2 separate regions of the Homo sapiens genome follow, and region 2 is linked to region 1. A link is a loop called in an ENCODE intact Hi-C map of the cell type or tissue named here. Cell type or tissue: PC-9. All regions are shown on one strand. Links, peaks and the distances in the headings refer to the core of each region. The heading gives the core; the rest is flanking DNA. Region 1 has its middle 19 kb from the start of SMURF1. Region 2 has its middle 17 kb from the start of KPNA7.

Region 1 (5,373 bases), core at 267-5,266:
GGGGTGCTCCTCGAGGGGCTGTGCCATCCCATATGGAGATGGGGGCAACTGGGAGACTCTGTACCCTCTTTCCTCCTCAGCTCAGGATGCCCTAGGTGGCAGATCTTTGGCCAAGCATACTCTTTCTCTGAGCCTTTTTTTTTTTTTTTAAAAAGGCAAGGCCTCGCTCTGTCGCCCAAGCTGGAGTGCAGTGGCTGTGAGTAGGGCCTGTCATTGGTAGACATCTGCTAGGTGACTGCACAGGAACCCGGCCATTCCAACAAGTGATCCCAATGATCAGAGCTGCAGATTTTATTTTATTTTTATTTTTTGAGACAAAGTCGTGTTCTGTCGCCCAGGCTGGAGTGCAGTGGCATGATCTCGGCTCACTGCAACCTCTGCCTCCTAGGCTCAAGTGATCCTCCTGCCTCAGCCTCCTGAGTAGCTGGGATTACAGGCACATGCCACCATGCTCGGCCTCCCTAGTAGCTGGGACTACAGGCGGGTACTGCCATACCCGGCTACTTTTTGTATTTTTAGCAGACGGGGTTTTGCCATGTTGACCAGGCTGGTCTCAAAACTTCTGACCTCAGGTGATCCTCCTGCCTCGGCCTCCCAAAGTGCTGGGATTACAGGCGTGAGCCACCACACCCGGTCTGAGACTTTGAATCTTAAACCCAGGGGCTGGGGACAGAAGAAATAGCTCATGTGTCTTTGATGACTCCAGTGGCAAGCCCTGCTGTGGATGTTTCCAGTGGCTACCTGCATCCTGCCTCTCCAGGCCTCCTTTTTGGTCTTAGGTGCTCTCCCATACTCTTTCGAGAAATTTTTTTTTTTTTTAAATTCTTTAAGTTTTAGGGTACATGTGCACAATGTGCAGGTTAGTTACATATGTATACATGTGCCATGGTGTGCTGCACCCATTAACTCGTCATTTACATTAGGTATACCTCCTAATGCTATCCCTCCCCCTACCCCTACCCCACAACAGTCCCCGGAGTGTGATGTTCCCCTTCCTGTGTCCATGTGTTCTCATTGTTCAATTCCCACCTATGAGTGAGAACATGAGGTGTTTGGTTTTTTGTCCTTGCCATAGTTTGCTGAGAATGATGGTTTCTAGTTTCATCCATGTCCCTACAAAGGACATGAACTCTTCATTTTTTATGGCTGCATAGTATTCCATGGTGTATATGTGCCACATTTTCTTAATCCAGTCTATCATTGTTGGACATTTGGGTTGGTTCCAAGTCTTTGCTATTGTGAATAGTGCCGCAATAAACATACATGTGCATGTGTCTTTATAGCAGCATGATTTATAATCCTTTGGGTATATACCCAGTAATGGGATGGCTGGGTCAAATGGTATTTCCAGTTCTAGATCCCTGAGGAATCACCACACTGACTTCCACAATGGTTGAACTAGTTTACAGTACCACCAACAGTGTAAAAGTGTTCCTATTTCTCCACATCCTCTCTAGCACCTATTGTTTCCTGACTTTTTAATGATCACCATTCTAACTGGTGTGAGATGGTATCTCATTGTGGTTTTGATTTGCATTTTCGAGAAATTCTTTTTAAGTAGCCAGAGTAGGTTCCTGTTGCTTGAGACTGAGGGATCTTAAGTGATGCCCATGAGGAGTAGAAAATGATACCGTAACTCGAGACATTATTTAAATCCAAAAGATTAAGTCCCATTCTGTCAAAATAGAGACAGTATATAACATTTGAATTTTTACATTAAATAATGTTAAATAGGTAATATTTGTTATATATAAAATACACACTAGGCCAGGCGTGGTGGCTTATACCTATAATCCCAGCACTTTGGGAGGCTGAGGTGGGAGAATCACTTGAGGCCATGAGTTCAAGACCAGCCTGGGCAACACAGCATGACTCCATCTCTATAAAAATAAAAAATTAGCTGGGCATGGTAGTGAGGATCTGTAGCCCCAGCTACTCAGGAGGCTGAGGTAGAAGGGCCACTTGAACCCAGGAGTTCAAGGTTACAGTGAGCTACAATTGCACCACTGCACTCCAGCCTGGGCAACAAAGTGAGACCCTGTCTCAAAAAAAAAAAAAAAAAAAAAAATATATATATATATATATATATATACACACACTCATATTTATAGTGCATATATAAAATATGTATATTATATATAAATATATTACAAATTTAATATATTTGTAATTGAAAAAACATATTGAAAAAATGGTCCTATGACTTCAATACAATAATTTTTGTTTGCATTTCTTTTCTAGGTTGAATTTACATACACTTTTTTTTTTCTGAGGCAGAGTTTTGCTCTTGCTGCCCAGGCTGGAGTGCAGTCACGCAGTCTCGGCTCACTGCAACCTCCGCCTCCCAGGTTCAAGTGATCCTCCTGCCTCAGCTTCCCGAGTAGCTGGGATTATAGGAGTGTGCCACCACATCCAGCTAATTTTTGTATTTTTAGTAGAGCTAGGGTTTCTCCATGTTGATCAGGCTGGTCTTGAACTCCCGACCTCAGTTGATCTGCCTGTGTCAGCCTCCCAAAGTGTTGGGATTACAGGCGTGAGCTACCGTGTCCAGCCTTACATATACTTTTTTTCAAAGAATCTGATTGGAATACAGATTCTTTTTCAACATCTTAAAGCATTTTTCCCCCTATTCGTAGATTGTAGTTGAAGGGAGGTGGAAAGGTGAGATGGTTTACAAAGATAGGTCTTTGAGAAAAAATTTTTTTAATTAAAAGAGCTGGAAGCCCTGTTGAGCTTAGTCACTGTTGTCCGAGTGATCTAACCTTGTTGGCTCAAAATACTGTCAACCTCTTTTTTTCCTTCTCTTTGCATGACAAAGCAGCCTTTGTAGTTTGAAGATACTAATACTGACTTGCCTAGCAAGGTTTAAAAAAAGGAGCAATTTGCCTTTGGTATATGGTCTGGGTGCAAAGAGATGGTGTTAGTCACCTTCTGGCTGGGTGCCCACCTGCTTAGACTCGGGGAGTTGGGACGACTGGTGAGGCAACAAAGAGGAAGGAAGGTGTGAATGGCTATAGGTTGGTTTACGGTGTGAACACTGAACTGGAACAACTTTGACCTTTTGCATTTGCCCAGAAATTGTAATGTACCTCAAAGAATGCAATTCTCAGCTGGGCATGGTGGCTCATGCCTGTAATCCCAGCACTTTGGGAGGCCAAGGCAGGTAGATCACCTGAGGTCAGGAGTTCAAGACCAGCCTGGCCAACATAGTGAGACCCTGTCTCTGCTAAAAATACAAAATTAGCTGGGTATGGTGGCACATGCCTGTAATCCCAGTTACTCGGGAGGCAAGGTTGGAGAATCACTTGAACCCAGGAGGTGGAGGTTGTAGTGAGCTGAGATTGCACCACTGCACTCCAGCCTGGGCAACAAGAGCAAAACTCAATCTCAAAAAAAAAAAAAAAAAAAAAAAAATTGCAATCTTGGTTAGCCATGCACACTGCGTAACTTATCTGCTGTTTTTTCCTGAAACATGGACTGTGTTAATGATAATGGCATGCATTATAAGGCAGCACAGTTTGCTTTAAGGCATAAAAGAATAACTTGGAGCCATGAGCCCTGGGGTCAGTTCTACTCTTTTTCTAAATAGCCTAAGCCTGGACATGTCATGTAATTTCACTGTTAAGTGCCTCATTTGTGGATTCTTTTCTGTCAATTCCTTTGGGCTTCAGTTTTTTTCATCTGTAAAAGAAGGGGTTCAAGTGTCAAACAAGGCGATGCAAAAATGGTTATCCTCAATTTCCAAGTAAACTGGAGCTCATAAGGTTAGCCAACTTGCCCTTCATCTTTCAGTAAGTGGCAGACAGGGAATCACTAATAACTAATTCAAAGCCTCATGAATTAGTTACTTGCTATATAACAAATTTCCCAGAAACTTAACAGCTTAAAAAAATTATTATACAGAGTTTCTGTAAGGCAAGAATCTGGGGGACAATTTAGATGGTTCTGGCTCTCAAGGTCTTTTATGAGGTTGGACTTAAGCTGTCAGCCAGAATTGTGGTCTCATTTGAAGACTCAACTGGGAGAGGACCTACTTACAATGGTAGTATGTGGTAGTTAGAGGGTTTCAGTTCTTCAGTGGCTGATGGCTGGATATTTCAGTTCTACGCTACACAGGCTTTCCCTTGGGCTTCCTGAATCTCCAATAACAGGGAAGTTTGCTTCTCCCAGAGCAAGTGATCAGAGAGAGAGAGAGAGAGAGAGAGAGAGAGAGAGAGAGAGAGAGAGAGTTTGTGTACATGGGAGACAGAATCCCCAAGACAGAAGCCATGGTCCTTTATAACCTAATCTTAGAAGGCATGGTGGCTCACGCCTGTAATCCCAGAACTTTGAGAGGCTGAGGTGAGCACGTCACTTGAGGTTAGGAGCTCGAGACCAACCTGGTAAACATGGTGAAACCCTGTCTTTACTAAAATATACGAAAATAAGCCAGGTGTGGTGGCACATGCCTGTAGTCCCAGCTACTCGGGAGGCTGAGGCAGGAGGATAGCTTGAACCTGGGAGGTTGCAGTGAGCTGACATCATGTGACTGCACTCCAGTCTGGGTGACAGAGAAAGACTCTGTCTCAAAAAAAAAAGGTGGCATACAATCACTCTGCTATACGATAACCTTGTAGGATGTGGGAGGAGCTATGCAGAGGTGTGAAGACCAGAAGACAGAGGTCATTGGGAACCATCTTGGAGGCTGGCTTCCCTACTCATCCACTCCACCCTGGAGTGGATCATTTGTTCTCATTTGAAAAGACATCATTTAAATGATAACCTAGGGCCACTGAAGTCTCAGCAAAGAAATAGAAGAGAATCAAATGTAAGTGTTAGAACTGACAAATACTATAACTGGAATTTAAAATTTACTGGATGATGGCTGGGTGCAGTGACTCAAACCTGAATCCCAGCACTTTGGGAGGCCAAGGCAGGAGGATTGCTTGAGCCTAGGAGTTCAAAACCCACCTGGGCAACATAGCGAGACCCTGTCCCTAAAATAAATAAAATTTACTGGATGGGCTTAACAGCAGAATGGAGGAGACAGGAAAGAATCCATGAAGTTGAATATAAAACAATAGGAAGCTGCAATTAAACCCCTAGATGCAACTACCAATTTATAAGAAATACAAAAGACAGAGGAGAGGCCGGGTGCGTGGCTCACGCCTGTAATCCCAGCACTTTGGGAGGCCGAGGCGGGCGGATCACGAGGTCAGGAGATTGAGACCATCCTGGCTAACACGGTGAAACCCCGTCTCTACTAAAAATACAAAAAAAATTAGCCTAGCATGGTGGCGGGCACCTGTAGTCCCAGCTACTCAGGAGGCTGAGGCAGGAGAATGACGTGAACCTGGGAGGCGGAGCTTGCAGTGAGCCAGGATCGTACCACTG
Region 2 (5,373 bases), core at 213-5,212, 62 kb before region 1:
CACCCAACTAACTTTTTAATTTTTTTTTTTGTAGAGATGTGGGGGGCGGTCACTATGTTGCCCACACTGATCTTGAACTCCTGGCCTCAAGAGATCCTCCTGTCTCAGCCTCCCAAAGTGGTGGGATTACAGGTGTGAACCTCCATGCCTGGCCAGGTCTGTTTTTAATATCTTTAGCAGCAAAGCTTTTAACGGGCAGATTCTTGTGCAGAGTTCTGGTTTGTAAAGAGAAAAAGTGGAGCTCCTCTGGGCAAAGCTGGCGAGGTTAAAATTGAGGTGAAATTTACATTTTTCTCCACCTGATATTAGGATTATGTGTTGTATAAGTCTTTAAGCTCAATTGTTTGCAATCGTACGATGATCCCCATCCCATCCCCTCCTGGGCACTTTCAGGGCAGTGTCCAGAGATTGGGGAGAGGCTGCTGGTGGGAGCCGTCACCTGGCAGCCAGGGCCTGGATCCCATCTATGGGCCACCCTCCCAAGCCTGGGTCCCGAGGTGCTTCTTGCTTATTCCCATGTGATCAGCACGCTCTGGCTGATGGGGGCAGAGGCTGGTGAGAAGAAACGGGCCCCCTGCCCCACAGTGATTTTGGGAAGGTCTGTTCTCTGGCAGGAGGTTATCTTTCTGTCCTAGTCCAGGTCCCAGCAGGAAAGAGCACACTCCAGTGGGGCCACTGCAGAGCGTTTGTTTATTTGTCTGTTTATGAGAGACAGGGTCTTGCTCTGTCACCCAGGCTGGAATGTAGTGGTGCCATCATAGCTCAATGCAGCCTCAATCGCTTGAGCTCAAGTGATCCTCCCGCCTCACACAGCCCCACAAGTAGCTGGGACTACAGGCAGGCACCACCATGCCAGGCTGATTATTTTTTTATTTTTGAGACGGAGTCTTGTCTTGCTCTGTCACCCAGGCTGGAGTGCAGCGGCGTGATCTCAGCTCATTGCAAACTCCGCCTCCTGGGTTCAAGCGATTCTCCTGCCTCAGCCTCCTGAGTAGCTGAGATGACAATCGCCTGCCACCACACCCAGCTAATTTTTGTATTTTTAGTAGAGACGGGGTTTCACTGTGTTGGCCAGGCTGGTGTTGAACTCCTGACCTCATGATCCACATCCACTTGCCTCGGCCTCCCAAAGTGCTGGGATTACGAGCGTGAACCACTGCGCCTGGCCCAGGCTGATTATTTTTATTTTTATTTCTTTAGAGATGGAGGTCAATCTTGCTATGTTGCCCAGGCTGGTCTCGAACTCCTGGGCTTAAGCAATCCGCCCGCCTTGGCCTCCCAAAGTGCTGGGATTACAGGCGTGAGCCGTGGTGCCTGGCCTCACTGCATAGGGTTTAATGAAGAGACAATTTACTGAGGTGGGGCAGAGTTCAAGAAAGACAATAGGTACAGTAAAGCACCGCCTGCTCAGGCCATAGGGGAAGCCCCTGCACCCTGGATGTGGCTGTGGGAGAAGCGTTGGCCCCCAGGGGCACGGAGCAACTCCAGGGGGACAGTGCAACTGCCGCCCGACCAGACCCAGCAGGGCCGGGGGTGCATTCACCTCTCCCCTCCTGCGCACCCATCTCCTCTCAGCATCTCCTGTGGCCAAACCCAACCAGAGCCAGAAAGTAGGAACCCAGGCAGGTACCTGGGGGGTCAGCCTCCTGGACCCAGGATGGGGTGGAAAAGGATGGCAGGTGGATCTGGAGCAAAGGAAGCCATCAGCTCCTGGCCCCGTGCAGCAAGAGCTGCCCCTTGGTCTCTTGTGGTTTGAGCTTCTCATGAGGGTGGGGAGGTTTAATGGTTAATATTCCAGAAAGTTCCATCTCAGATAATGTTGCTTCTCCAGCCTGGGCAATATAACAAGACTCTGTCTCTACAAAAATAAAAAAATAATAAGCTGGGCGTGGTGGCGGGCACCTGTAATCCCAGCTACTCGGGAGGCTGAGGCAGGGGAGCTTGAGGCTACAGTGAGCCGTCTTCACACTACTGCACTTCCAGCCTGGGTGACAGAGTGAGACTCTGTCTCTACAATAAAATAGTCCAGGCGCTGTGGCTCATGCCTGTAATCCCAGCACTTTGGAAGGCCAAGGCGGGTGGATCACCTGAAGTCAGGAGCTCAAGACCAGCCTGGCCAACATGGTGAAACCCCATCTCTACTACAAATACAAAAATTAGCCGGGTGTGGTGGCGGGTGCTGTAATCCCAGCTACTCAGGAGGCTGAGGCAGGAGAATCGCTTGAACCCAGGAGGTGGATCTTGCAGTGAGCTGAGATGCCAGCACTGCACTCCAGCCTGGGTGGCAGAGCCAGACTCCATCTCAAAACAAAATAAACAGATGAAAGAAAGAAAGAAAAAGAGCGAGAGGGAAGGAAGGAAGGAAGGAGGGAAGGAAGGAGAAAGAAAGGAAAGAAAGAGGAAGGAAGGAAGGAAGGAAAAAGAGAAAGAAAGAAAAGAAAGAAAGAAGAAAGAAAGAAAAGAAAGAAAGAGAAAGAAAGAAAGAAGGAAGAGGGAGTTTGCTTTGGGGAAGGCCTCAGGTTAATTTTCAGGTGGCTAGCACTGCCCAAGAGTGAGTGGGCACACAGAGTGCCCTGCCTTTAAAAATGCAGCAAGAAGCGCATTGGATGGAATCATTGGCTCATGGTATCTGGAGAAAGTTTAATGGGTTTTTCTATAGAAATCAAGCGGGCTTAAATCCTCTGGCTGAAAAAAATTCCCCAGAGTCATGGGTTGGCATTGGCACAACAATAAAAACAGACGTCCCCGGAGTCCAAAATCTAATTTTGATCCTTCCAATAGCCTGGGCAGGCGGGTGGGGCAGATGAGTAATGGTCTCTTTTCAGCAGGTGAGCAAATGGGCTCGGAGGGGTGAAGCAGTTTGCCCAAAGATAACACAATGAGTCAGCATCTGAGACATGGCTCCGTTTCTCTCTTTTTTTTTTTTTTTGAGATGCAGTTTCACTCTTGTCACCCAGGTTGGAGTGCAATGGCGCAATCTCGGCTCACTGCAACCTCCTCCTCCTGGGTTCAAGCGATTCTCCTGCCTCAGCCTCCTGAGTAGCTGGAACACCAGGCACATGCCACCATGGCTGGCTAATTTTTTGTGTTTTTAGTAGAGACAGGGTTTCACAGTGTTAGCCAGGCTGGTGTCGAACTCCTGACCTCGTGATCTGCCTGCCTCGGCCTCCCAAGGCGCTTGGATTACAGGCATGAGTCGCTGCGCCTGGCCCTAAATCCCGTTGTTAGAAGAATTAAATGAGTTCATATATGTGAAGTGCCTAGCACCTATTAGATGATGAAGACATATTTATTGAATGAATGATAGCCAGATCTCTGGGATGGGAACGATGACTCCCAAGCACCGTGCTCCATTTGGGGAGTGGTGGAGATGGAGACGTTCTTGGCATGCACATCCAGAAACCCCCGGACTTGACACATGCAGAGGGCTTGGTCCCTGCCCCCCAGACAGCCAGATTTAGGAAATAGGCCCCTAAGTTCCAATCTCTCCCCTCCCTTTTCCTCTTTCATTCTTTTCTTGGTTTCTTGTCGAGTTCTGTGACGGTAGGTGAGCATCACAAAATGCCCCATGAGCTGCATGGCTGTGGGTAAGTAGTCACTTTGCCTCCACATTTCCATCCTTCCTCCCTCCCCCGCTCCCTCCCTCCCCTCCCTCCCTCGCTCCCTCCCTCCCTTCCTTCCTTCCTCCTTTCTTTCCTGCTTGCTTTCTTGCTTGCTTTCCTTCCTTCCTTTTTTTCCCCTTCCTCCCTCTTTCTCTTTCTTTCTTTTTTTTTTTTTTTTTGAGATGGGGTCTCGCTCTGTCATCCAGGCTGGAGAGCAGTGGTGCGATCTTGGCTCACTGCGAGCTCCTCCTGCCGGGTTCGTGACATTCTCCTGTTTCAGCCTCCCAAGTAGCTGGGACTACAGGCGCCTGCCACCATGCCTGGCTAATTTTTTTGTATTTTTAGTAGAAACGGGGTGTCACTATGTTAGCCAGGCTGGTCTCCATCTGACCTCGTGATCTGCCTGCCTTGGCCTCCCAAAGTGCTGGGATTACAGGCGTGAGCCACCGTGCCCGCCCTTCCTTCCTTCCTTCCTTCCTTCCTTCCTTCCTTCCTTCCTTCCTTCCTTCCTTCCTCCCTCCCTCCCTCCCTCCCTTCCTTCCTCTTTCCCTCCCTCTCCCTCTCCTCTTTCTTTTCTTCTCTCTCTCTCTTCTTTTTTTTTGAGACAGGGTCTTACTCTGTCACCCAGGCTGGAGTGCAGTGGTACGATCAAAGCTCACTGCAGCCTCAACCTCCTGGGCTCAAGCCATCCTGCCACCTCAGCCTCCCAAGTAGCTGGGACTACAGGCACGTGCCACCATACCCAGCTAATTTTTTTTTTTTGTAGTGACGTGGTCTCAAACCCCTGGGCTCAAGTGATCCCCCTGCCTTGGCCTCCCAAAGTGCTAGGATTACAGGTGTGAGCCACCATGCCCAGCCCATACAATGGAATATTTAAAAAACTGAGGATGTAAATGTATATATATTTTTAAGGTTCTAGAACAGCTTAACCCCTTTTTTGCAAAATAGGTGCTTCTCTGATCACCAAGATAAGATCAGATCAGATCACGGTGAGTTTATCTGGGTGGTGGGATTTCAGGTGATTTTTTTTTTTTTTTTTGAGACGGAGTCTCACTCTGTCCCCCAGGCTGGAGTGCGGTGGCGCTATCTCGGCTCACTGCAAGCTCCGCCTCCCGGGTTCACGCCATTCTCCTGCCTCAGCCTCCCGAGTAGCTGGGACTACAGGCACCCGCCACCTCGCCCGGCTAATTTTTTGTATTTTTAGTAGAGACGGAGTTTCACCGTGTTAGCCAGGATGGTCTCAATTTCCTGACCTCGTGATCCACCCGCCTCGGCCTCCCAAAGTGCTGGGATTACAGGCATGAGCCACCGCGCCCGGCCCAGGTGATTTTTTTAAACCTTCTTTACATTTATAAGTGTTGCCTGAAGTTTTTTTTTTAGTGAATGAGAATGACTGTTTTTAATCTGAAATCATAATTAGTATTATTTTTGAGACAAGGTCTCCCTTTGTCTCCCAGGCTGGAGTGCAGTGGCATGGTCACAACTCACTGTAGCCTTTACCTCCCAGGCTCAAGCGATCCTCCCGTTTCAGCCTCCTGAGTAGCTGGGACTGCAGGTGTGCACCACCATGCCTGGCTAATTAAAAAAAAATTTTTTTTTGTACAGACGGGGTCTCACTATGTTGCCTAGGCTTGAAATTATTCTTGATGAAAAGGAGGAAATAAATCCCAATCAATGTCAAGAGGCTCCCTTTGGGCCCTCGCCTTGGGGTAGTGAGGGGTGAGGGGAGTCCTTTCCAGCCAGCTTTGGAAGCCGCATTCCCAGCTGTTGT

Evidence for each region. Hi-C counts contacts between places; a loop is a spot of excess contacts. Peaks named below come from ENCODE experiments on the same cell type or tissue, not always from the same donor. Only the 100,000 strongest peaks of a DNase experiment are listed, where the experiment ranks them.
Region 2: a loop joins it to region 1, with 11 times the contacts of the local background. A loop is called at or near these places in 8 of 110 quality-filtered maps.

Annotation. Positions count from the first base shown.
Region 1 is chr7:99,160,079-99,165,451 of GRCh38, reverse strand. It overlaps a transcript of KPNA7 not described here. Among named protein-coding and RNA genes, the nearest start is that of SMURF1, 19 kb to the right of the region's middle. In PC-9, for the core only: no CTCF peak of the experiment used is centred there; a DNase peak (open chromatin) is centred at 2,951; H3K27ac peaks cover 2,775 bases.
Region 2 is chr7:99,222,089-99,227,461 of GRCh38, reverse strand. No RefSeq gene overlaps it. Among named protein-coding and RNA genes, the nearest start is that of KPNA7, 17 kb to the right of the region's middle. In PC-9, for the core only: no CTCF peak of the experiment used is centred there; a DNase peak (open chromatin) is centred at 2,801; H3K4me3 peaks cover 439 bases; H3K27ac peaks cover 3,294 bases.